Linked DNA regions of Homo sapiens: region 2 is linked to region 1. The links are chromatin loops, found by intact Hi-C in ENCODE. Cell type or tissue: heart left ventricle. All regions are shown on one strand. Each heading gives the region's core, and the rest is flanking DNA. Links, peaks and the distances in the headings are about the cores only.

The links. Peaks named below come from ENCODE experiments on the same cell type or tissue, not always from the same donor. Only the 100,000 strongest peaks of a DNase experiment are listed, where the experiment ranks them.
Region 2: it touches region 1 in a loop (1.9-fold over the local background); 3 of 110 quality-filtered maps call a loop at or near these places.

The regions. Positions count from the first base shown.
Region 1 is chr15:39,352,231-39,357,611 of GRCh38, reverse strand. All of the region lies in intron 1 of LOC105370777 (a long non-coding RNA gene), which reads left to right. Among named protein-coding and RNA genes, the nearest start is that of LINC02915, 100 kb to the right of the region's middle. In heart left ventricle, for the core only: no CTCF peak of the experiment used is centred there; no DNase peak of the experiment used is centred there.
Region 2 is chr15:39,495,540-39,500,920 of GRCh38, reverse strand. No RefSeq gene overlaps it. Among named protein-coding and RNA genes, the nearest start is that of THBS1, 83 kb to the left of the region's middle. In heart left ventricle, for the core only: no CTCF peak of the experiment used is centred there; a DNase peak (open chromatin) is centred at 3,240.

The DNA of each region.
Region 1 (5,381 bases), core at 103-5,102:
TGAGACCTTACTTATGAAGTCTCAGGTACCCATTTTGTGCGGCTTCACTGAGTATCATCTTGATGGAATGGTGTGGTCTGGAGAGCCTCAAAATTATTTAAATGTTGGCCTTCCTAACTTATCCCATCTCAAATAGAAAATGGATATATGCCAACTACACAATATATTCATTTGGACTCAATACAATAATCAGGATATTAGGATAAAGCTTTTACATTTCAAAAGTTGCTTTCACTTATGGTATCCTGTTACATTTTTAAAACAAGTCTGTGCTGGGGAGGTATTAACCTTTCTCAGACAAAGAAACTGAAGCACAGAGATGTAAAGTTACTTTTCTAAAGCCACAGAGCTAGAAAATGGCCAAGCAGGACTTGAATCTAAGTTCACTATTCTGCTGTGCCATGCCTCTGATTGCCTGCCATGTGAAATGCTATTTGTGGTTTTGCATTTTGTTCAATTTTCCATTACAACTATGTTAACAAAAGAATGTTAGCGTCCAGGTTTATAGAAAATTACCATATCCAAATTCTCTGCTAGAAGTTGAGGGAGATTCCTAATTAATTTTTCTTCTGCTACACTTGTGGCTGGGGGGCAAAGAGTATGCATTTGGGAGGAATTTTCTCAGTGTTCTAGGCTGAACGAGTAAATTCTAAGGTTTGGTGACCTTACATGTTGAAAATCATTGCTAGATCAATTATTTAAATTTAGTAGGTTTTAGGGGGCATCTTCTGAGATCCATTTAAGACAGTTTCTTGTCAGTTTTGTGAGAATTCATTTGACTTTCTGTTAAACTTCTTCCAACCGTGACAGAGTGGCCAGTTCCTGGCTAAGCAGAGTGGTCAGACTGGGTTTAGCTCATCTCTGGGTTATTGGTATAGTTGGAGGGAACACGGCTCAGAACAGAATGTGAGAAGAGAGCTCCACATGGTTCCACTTCGAGACGGTTTATTTGGGGATTAGAATGAGCCTCATTCCATGTTACCCTCCCTAGTTCCATAATCTCAAAGTCCATTTGAAACTCAGAAATAGACTCAGAAACAGATATTTTTGAGGATTAGAAGAGGCTTAATGGAGACATAATCATCTTCAATTTGGCCTAGATCACACATGTTAAAGATGGAAATAATAGATGAAAGAATGATTGGGTGATTAAAAACCAATGTTGGCCTATTGTGTGGCATTACAAACGAAATTCCCCCAAATACTTATTCCATGGGCTATGGTTTCATATCGATGGATACTGATGATGAATACAATTGGACAATTATTTTTCTTTTTGATCCAATAGCTGATTTTGGATAAATGGCTCTCACAGAAACAGGTAAGAAGCAATCTTTTTTCAAATTTCCTGTGTTTAAAGCTTTGGCAGAGTCGTCACTAACCCTGACATTCAAGTCCCCTAAAATCATTTTGCTTGCTATGGGGTACTTTTTAGAAGACAAGATTTCAGAAGGCTGACAAATTGGTTCCATATATCTGAGGAGTCTGCATTCATATTTTTAAGAGGGTTGTATGAATGTTAAGGCATCTCAGAGTTGTCCTGCCAGAAAGCTGGCAAGGTCGGGGGAGTAAGTTGATGCTTTTCAATTCAGTTAACAGTAATTCAGTATCAGTTATGTGTCTGGATCTCTGTTAGGTGATTTGACATTTCATTTTCTCATTTCTTGTTGGTATTTTGAATGATATCACTGCTTCCATTTCATAGAGTAAGAATGTATTAGGCCGTTCTTGTGTTGCTATAAAGAAAAACCTGAGACTGGGTAATTTATACAGAAAAGAGGTTTAATTAGTTCACAGTTCTGTAGGCTGTACAAGCATGGCACCAACATTGCTAGACTTTTGGGGAGGCCTCAGGGAACTTTTACTTGTGGCAAAAGGCAAAGCAGGAACAGGCATATCACATGGTGAAAGCAGGAGCAAGAGAGAGAGAGTTGGTGGGGAGGTGCCGTATACTTTTAAACAAGCAGATCTTCTGAGAACTCCCTCACTAATGTGAAGACGGCAGCAAGTCATGAGGGATCCACCCCCATGATTCAAGTACCTCCCACCAGGCCCCACATCTAGCACTGGGAATTACATTTCAACATGAGATTTGGGTGGGGACAAATAAACTATATCAAAGAACAAAGAGGCTCAGCGATGCGTCCTTCCTGGCATAGCTTATAAGTGGCAGAGGCAGGATTCAAATCCAGCCTTCGGACATGAAGCCATCTATACTCTCTGTTACACCCCTGTGGGCACACAAGTCAGGGGACTCTACAAGGTTTCAGGCCAAATGAGCTCTAAGTCACTAGAGAAACCTTATTTCTTCCAAAATTATTTTTCTAGGCTGAAGAATAAGCATCTTTAGAATTTCTGCATCATGGCATTCTTTTTCTATAAAACAGACTTCTGATGCAAGGCCTGGGAAACAGGTTTACAGGTCTTTACCTTTATAATCAGGGGAATTCAAGTCACTGCCAAGTATGATCTAAAATGCTCCCCAAGGGATGCTTGTAGAGAAAAAATAGAACCATTTGTTTATTTAATTTATCCAAGCAGAAAATGAAATTGGGAAGCATTTTACAAAGCAGTTTTAGGGTATAGGAAGACTTTGTATGTGATTCAAATAGCCAAATAAGGTGGGGGGAAAAAGAGTTAACTCTGGGAGGGGAAGTCTAAGAAACCAAAAAAGCAGTCATCATATGCTCCCTGGTTCAGCAATGGACTATGTTTACATGGTCATAATAATGATGATAAAACTCTATTAGGAAGATGTGTGTAGAAATGAAGGTGGGGAGGTGACATGTGGGTCCCTGAAGTGGCTGCTTTAATCCAAAGGACTTGGACTGTGAGTATGGTTTTTGGGTAAAATCTCACCCTCAAAGAGTCAACAGCCTAGTCTCTACCTGGCTCAGGAGAATTATTCTCCTTTATTTTTTAATACTCTTCAAGGCCATTTAATTCTTAGAAAAGGTTCTATAATTTTTAACTTACGCTCTGAAGCTAGAAAAATGCCTCTAATTTCCCTACAACTTCCATTTTCAAAAACTAACCAGAGATATTACTATAAAGTTTGTCATTTGTTTATAAAATAATACTAGATCTTTAATTATTAAAATGGGTACAAAGTCCAATTTTACAAATATGCTGGTTCTGATGAACTTTTCTGATGGAAATTTGAACCATGAAGTAGCCAGGACAGTGACGGGAGACATGGCCTCTGCACAGGCAGGTCACTTCCTCTTTCCTGGACTAATTTACTCATTGGAGGAGCAGAGGAGCTGAACTGAAAAACTTTACAGATCTTTCCAGCATCACAATTTACGGTGGTGGAAATGGAGACCCCCCTCCATGTTTCTGCAGGCCCAGTTCCCTGAGTGCCCGCTTAGTACACTTCTGTGGGGAGTACACTCTGGTCCTGGCAGCTCCCAGCCAGCAGGACAGGGATTCCTCCGAGGGCCTGTGAGGAGGAGGTATCCCATGAAAGTGGAGCTGGGTTCCTACCGCAGATGTGAAGGATGCTTGTTGTCCTAGCAGGCCAGCCTCTGGGGCAGCACTTTTCTGGAGAACAGTCTTCCTTGTTATCAGGAAAAAGAGGCTAATGATATCCTTATGTGTTCATACTTGGCTTCCACCTGGATAAGTGAGTGATCCAGCTTGCTGAGAGTGTTTACAGTCCACAGAGACAAAAGAGTTTTTGGAGCCTGAGGTGAACACAAAATGGCAAAAGGCAAAGGTTTTCAGAATTCCATGGTCAAATCTGGGGCTAACAGATGCAGCCAGGAATGCTTCCACCTACCAAGCTGAGGATCTCACGGTTTCTCAGCTCAATTCTTTCGACTGCTTGCATCCCAGCAAAGGCTCAAAGAAGCAATGTGGTCTATTGGTATCGAGGACTCTGGTGCTGTGCTGGCCCCAAGGCCCCCGAGCCTGCCATCATTTGAACTCTTTGGCTAATTTTGTTACTGCTTTCAAACTGTTTAACCCGAGGAGAGGGCTCCCTCTGGCGCTGTCTCCTGAGGCCTTGGAGAGCTGTGTCCCTCTCAGTTGTGGTGTTGATTTTCTACAAGTGATTGAGAGCTGGTGTTTTGGTTTGCAGGGTCATCCCTCAGCGGTAGGAGAAGACAGGTGAGAGCCGGGGAGGCCACTCCTACCTGCGGTTCTAGAACCAACCATCCTGACGAAGGACTCTATTTAACTTGCTTCTTATCTTTCACATCCACCATTTTCCTCTCCTTATCCTTCCCGTGCGAACTTCATTAAAACAGGACGACTTCCTGTCCCCAAATGCCCTCAGCATTTCCCACGTTAGAACCTTTGCTCAGGTAGCCTCTGTGCCTGGAATGCCTGGAATTTCGTCCTCTGATTTCAAAGTCTCTGATTCCCTCCAAATTTTAACTCTTTTTTTGTTTTGTTTTGAGACAGAGTCTTGCTCTGTCACCCAGGCTGGAGTGCAGTGGCGCGATCTTGGTTCAGTGCAACCTCTGCCTCCTGGGTTCAAGCGATTCTCCTGATTCAGTCTCCCAAGTAGCTCCAAATTACAGGCATGTGCCACCATGCCCAGCTAATTTTTGTATTTTTATTAGAGAGGGGTTTCACCATGCTGGCTAGGCTGGTCTCGAACTCCTTACCTCAGGTGATCTGCCCACCTTGGCCTCCCAAAGTGCTGGGATTACAGATGTGAGCCATTAACTCTTCATGGAGGTTTAGTGCTTCAGGCTATTGGAGCTTGTGTCAGGCAGCTGGCCTGATGTCTTGTGCCTCTCTGCTTGGGCCCTATGTTGGCTTCTAGCAGTCCCTCAAAAGAACCACATTAATTCCTACCTTTTGTGACAGGTCCTTTATTTTATACATGCCATTCTCCCTGCCTGAATGCCCTACCCTCACCATCCCCACCACACCCCTTTTGCCTGGGAAATGATGGCTTGTCCTTCACTTCTTAGTGTCAAGGTCACTTTCTCAGGGAAGTCTCCTCTGAAGCCCCATCCTCCAGCTCTGTGCTTTCATAGGACCCTGTACTTCCCTTCATTGCATTTATTAGTATTTTAATGAATTACTTAATTTTGTGCCTGTCTGCTTGATGACTATGTCCCAGACTAGATTAAGCTTCATAAAGACAGTAGTATATTTTTCATGGTCTTCCCTGAATTCTCAGTTCCCAGTGTTTAACGTGTAGTAGATGGTCAGTAATTTCTCCCTCAATTAATGGATGTTAAATTGTGTATCTCCTATTTGAGTCTGAGTTCCTTCACAGCAGGTGATGGCTTCTGCTGCCGGGGCCAGGTCTAGGGGCTCCGGCTGGGCTTGGGATATATATATGTATATGTTGTATTGTGATAATAAACATAACATAACATTTACCACTTAACCATTTTTTAAGTGTACAACTTAGTGGCATT
Region 2 (5,381 bases), core at 128-5,127, 140 kb before region 1:
TTCTAGGAATTTTGACTGTTCAAGTTGTGAGTTTCAGATTTGGTCACAATCTAAACGTTTGAACAATAATGGTGATTAAAATAATTTTAGTATTGATTGGGGAATTTTGGGATAATCTTTATAAAAATCAAAGTTACAAAAACCCTAATCCTCACCGAAATGTAATTTTACCAATGAAGACACTGGAAGTCAGGGAAGGGGAGGGATTCACCATGTTAGAAAGTGCGAAACTGGGTTTGCAGCCTCAGATTGGGGGACAGGACAGCTCTTTTCAAGACTGTCTAATGCCCCTCTGCCAGCCAGCCACCATTTGCCTTGAATGCTTGTTAGAGGAAAGGTATGAATAAGGTAATACAGTGTTAATATATAGATTAAACATTTTTAGAATTGCACTATAGCCCACAGTTTTCAACGTGTTTTTATTTCATGTATCTTATTTGTTCTTCCCCGCTAAGCCACTATATCCCTATTTTAGAAGAAAGTTCCTATCTTATAGGGAGCTCTGGAGGTGACTTGCCTGAGGCCACACTGACAGCAAAGGGCAGAGAGTAGACTCAGATCTCACACCACACTGGGTCCCTCTTCTCTCTCTGTTATATCAGACTATCCTTCCCCGTGACAAGCATTATGGAGACAATGACAAAAATTGGTCTGCTCCAAAGTCTTCCCTCCCTATGTCCACAACCCTTGCAACATAACTTTGCTGCTCTCCTGTTAAGTGGTAGAGCCTCTCTCCCCACATTGATTCCAGCTGGCCTTGGGACTTGCTTTGTCCGATAGAATGTGTTGGAAGTGAGGTTCTGGGGCTTCCGTGCTCAGACCTTAAAGAGGCCTTGCATCTTCCACTTTCCCTCTTGGATCCCAACCATCATGTACAGAAGTCCAGGCAATTCTGCTGGAGGGGGAGGCCACATGGAGAGAGAGGCTCTCCAGCTAACAGCCAGCACCATGGCCCAGGCGTGCGAGTGAGACCTTCTTAGATTCTCCAGCCCCAGCTTAGCTGCCTTGGCCAACACCATGTGCAACACAGATGAGCTGTTCCTGTTGAGCATTGCCCAAATTCCTAACCTTCAAGACGTTTATGCAATAAAATGGTTGCATTTTAAGCACGTTGGGGGTAGTTTGTTACACAGTAATTGATAACAGATACACACTGGTTTTAGTACCATGATACTGTAGAGTAACCAAGCTATATACTCTTCCTTCTAAAACTGGTCAGTTTATGTCTCTGTTTGCTAATTTTGTTCATATTATTAATATCCAAGGACCTAGGACAGACCAGATGAAAATGGAAACTGAGATACATTTAGGGAGGATGCTACTTTATTTTTGGATTATTCTCTTAACTCCATCCTAGCCCAAACCCTAGCCCTTGCCCTAAATCTAGCCATAGCCCTGACCACTACTCCTGCTGTGTCCTATCCAACCAAAGTCATTTTTCATGACTGGTTGAACTCAGGACAGACAGGCAAAAAAAACCAAACAAGATTATCTGGACGCTCATCTCTGGATGCTTTAGGGTATCTGGAATATGGGGTTGGAGGAAGGCCCAGGGTGAGGTAAGGGAGAGAGAAATGTCAGATTCACTACTTACTGTTAGCTGACTGTGTGTTCTCAGACAAGTTCATTACCACATTGAGCCCTGGATGCCTCATTTGGAAAATAAGCCAGTTGGAGTGTTCATTTTCAAGTTCATTTTAAAGTACAAGGTACAAGCTCTGGGAGATCTACCCCACCTTGTTCTAGAGCCTTGTGATTCTGAAAAGCTCCACCAAAGTTTTCAGACAAGTTCTTCCAGGCTAGTGGGGTACTATGGGTCTTGACAACTCCCTTGTGGCATCACCTTGAGAAAGGAAAGCATGTTCTAAGTTGATGAGGGACAGTTTTCAGGCAGGATTATTTGGAAAATGTTTATTCAGAAGAAATTGGAAGCTCCTCAAAAATGTAGATGGAAAAACTGCAGCCCAGCCCAGCCCAGCCTGGAGCACATCTATACATACTGAGCTGAAATATGCTCTTTCTCCCCTGCCAATCACACAGCCAAGTAGGAGGCCCCTTGTTTTCTTCCTCAAAGAGAAATTCCTGGACACAAGAACTGCTGCGTTATTTCAGAATGTCATCATTTCTCAGTTGTTTTGTCCTGGACTGTTTATCCAGTAATGGTGGGTTATTGCTGTCTCCCGTGGGGCCTGAAACAGCTTCCCGCTAAGGACCCCTGGGGCTGTTGCGAGGGACTGTCCTTGGCACATGCTGGGAAGGGAAATGAGGCCCTCAAAGGTCTTCCCTCCACAGCCCCTCTTTCTGTTTTATCCCGAGTTATGGCACACATTGTTACCTCTGCATAGGAGCTGGCAGCAGGAAAGTACCTCAAGCAATTATCCCAGCCAAACCCCTACTCACAAGCTGGGTGAGGCTGGAGCCATCAGAAAGCATCTTCTTTTAAAAAGAAGGCTTTGCAGCTTTTTGCGGGTGTTACCAAACCCAGTATGATTCTCATGCAATTATGGACATTTTTCTTTAGGTCTGATTCAAATCCACCTAGTTGCAAGGTAAGTCAGTGTCTATTGCCTCATGTTCAGGAATGATGGTGCAAAGTTGCCTCTCCTCCTCTTCCTGTGTTATCTACAGTGGCTACAAGAGACTCTTGGGTAGGAAGATGGGGGTCAGAAGTAGATTTCATTCTAGCTGATTTTATTTTTTTTATGTTTATTTTTGCCAGTGCTGTCCCATGTCTATGATCAATGTTACTTACACAGCTCTGGATTTGGGTGGGTCCTTTGAAAGAACAACTGGTGACTCAAATGGTTGTGGAGGCTTTCCCTGAGTGTACAGCTTAGCAGAGAGAGAGAGAGAGCTTCACAGATCCTGGTGTGTAGAGCAGGAGGTCACAGCTTTCTAGTAGCACTCAATGCTGTTTCCCAAACCACGTGTGCCCATCTGCAAATTTGGAAGATAAGCCCAATTCAGAGTTGAGGTAGATAGCAGTTGCACTCACGCTGCACCCCTACTGCCCACATCCTCTGGCAATATGACTCTATAGGAGATGTATGATAATGAGGCCTCTTTGCCAGTTACCAGCTTATTACTGCTCAGCTCCAAATCCACTGCTCGTGGCCTTGCTTGTCATATTGGAACATTTCTCCACTGCCAGCTGGCAGAGCATTGGAGGGACCCTGGGGGACCTTCTCCCTGGTTCTGATGTTCTGCTTTCGGCCTGCTCCCGAGGCGTGTAGTGGCCAGCAGTGCATGGACACCCACTGGTGCTTATCCCAGCTTGCCAGTGCAGGTGTGTGGTTCTCTGATCGGTAGCATCTCAGCAGGAGGGGAGGTTTCCCTCTTGTGCTTTGCTGCTCTGCTGCCTGCTGCCCCGTTCTGGCCAACAGCTTCCCTGCCATCCATGTGCTGCAGTCATGCCCTCTCCAAGGAGGTCTGAATCCCAGCCTAGGGGGCAGGGTCTCCCCTTCCAAGTTTGTTTCTTAGGTTCTTTCTCTCAGATCTGGGGTATTCTTTAGAGCTCTTTTTAAATTCCCTTTTCTTAGCTAATTTCCCATTAATAGTTCTTTGTAATCAACCTTTTCAGTTCACATTGCTGTGTGCTTTCTGTCTCCACATGGGCCCCTGACTGCTACACCCTTTTACCAAGGTCGTCTCATTTAATCCTAACAATATCCTTATGAGGTAGGTATTATCAGTAGCTTTATTTTACAGGTGAGTAAACTGAAGCTTAGGTGGCAGTCCTGAGCTGCCCATCCAAGTTCCTGACTTCAGAGAAAATGATGTGGAGACCAATATAGGTTCTTTCCCAGTTTCCCAAAGAAATTTCCAAAAATCCCTAAGCTAGTCACCTTCTTATTGGCTTCAGTTTCTTTATTTACAAAATTGGCATTTTTGTCCCCAGATAACTCCAAGGACCTTTGAGAAACCTTGGAGGAGAGCTGCAGATGGTATTTCTAAATCTGTTCATGAGACTGAGTGAAAAAAAACATTCTAAGCTGAGATACGAGGTCTTGCCAGGCTTATTGTGTCTTTCTTTGCTTTGCCCATTCCCGAGGGGTCTGAGCCTTCTGACTCTTCTCTGATGACCACCACATGTACCCAAATAGACATCCATGCCTTTGAAAGGGACTCTGGAATAAAAGCCTCAGGCTGTAATTTTGGAATCCTGTGTTTCCTGTCTTCTCTCCATCCAGACTCAAGTGACGTTGTAGGAGCTGCCGGATTGTCCTTTAATTAGGTGAGAGTTCCCTGGCTGCACCTCTGCCAGGGCAGGGTCTGCTGGATGGAGCTATCTCCAGCCCAGCTGGGGGAGTAGTAGTGTTTAGGACACATTGATGGTGCCTTGGGGCGAGTATGTTCCATGGCTTTTGGTTGGGAGAGAGCCCAAGCAAAAGAAAACCTGAAAAAGGCAAAGAATATTGGTTAAATCCATTCTTTTGATGATAAGAGATTGATTCTTTTCTCCCAAAAGAAATGGAGCTTCTTTTGGAAGAAACAAGAACAAGAGGTTTATTTTCTCTTGAGGGAGGCATTTGGAATTTCAGCATCTATGTTTTCTGCAGAGGAAGGGAAGTCCTTGAAATACTGTAGGGCTAAAGTCATGAAAATATTTTCACCATGCAGTGTGGAATTTGAAAATGTGCCGGGTTTGTCTTCTGATTGCACCGGAAGGAGCAGGCTTTCTCTCTTGCTGTGTGGTCTCTGGCAGCTGGGCTCCTGGGTGAGAAATAGGAGGCTGGTGCCTTAGGAGCCTCTGTGTGCCACACAGAGGCTTTCAGGGTGTTGACCTGGAGCAGACAAGAGGCTCAGCCTCAAATTCTTGCCCTGTCACATACTAATTGTGTGATTCCAGGCAAGTTATTTCATGTCTTTGGGTGCTGGCTTCCTCATGTATAACACGTGGCAATAATACCTGCCTTCAAAAGTTGTGAACATTAAGAGAGGTGACAGCTCGTGGGGTGGCACTTCGTGGCTATTCCACCAGCAATAGCAAAGAGTAAATAGCTTAGCTGAGGTGTGTCTTGAAGAATGGGGTCCAGTGTAGTGATTTGCCAGCAATGTTTCCCAATTAATAAAGAATGAAGGGTGGATGACTAATGAAACCATGTTATTTTCATCAACTTGGATGGAACTGGAGGTCATTAAGTGGAATAAGCCAGGTGCAAAAAGACCAACATCACATATTCTCACTAAAAAATCTGGTCACATGGAGGTTGAGAGTGGAAAGATAGAGAACAGATACTAGGAAGGGTGGGTGTGAGGGTTGGGGGAGGATGAAGAAAAGTGAGTTAAAGGGTGCAAACATACAGCTAGATAGAAGGAACAAATTAGATGTTTAATAACAGAGTAGGGTGACTACTATAGTTAAACAAAAATGTGTTGTA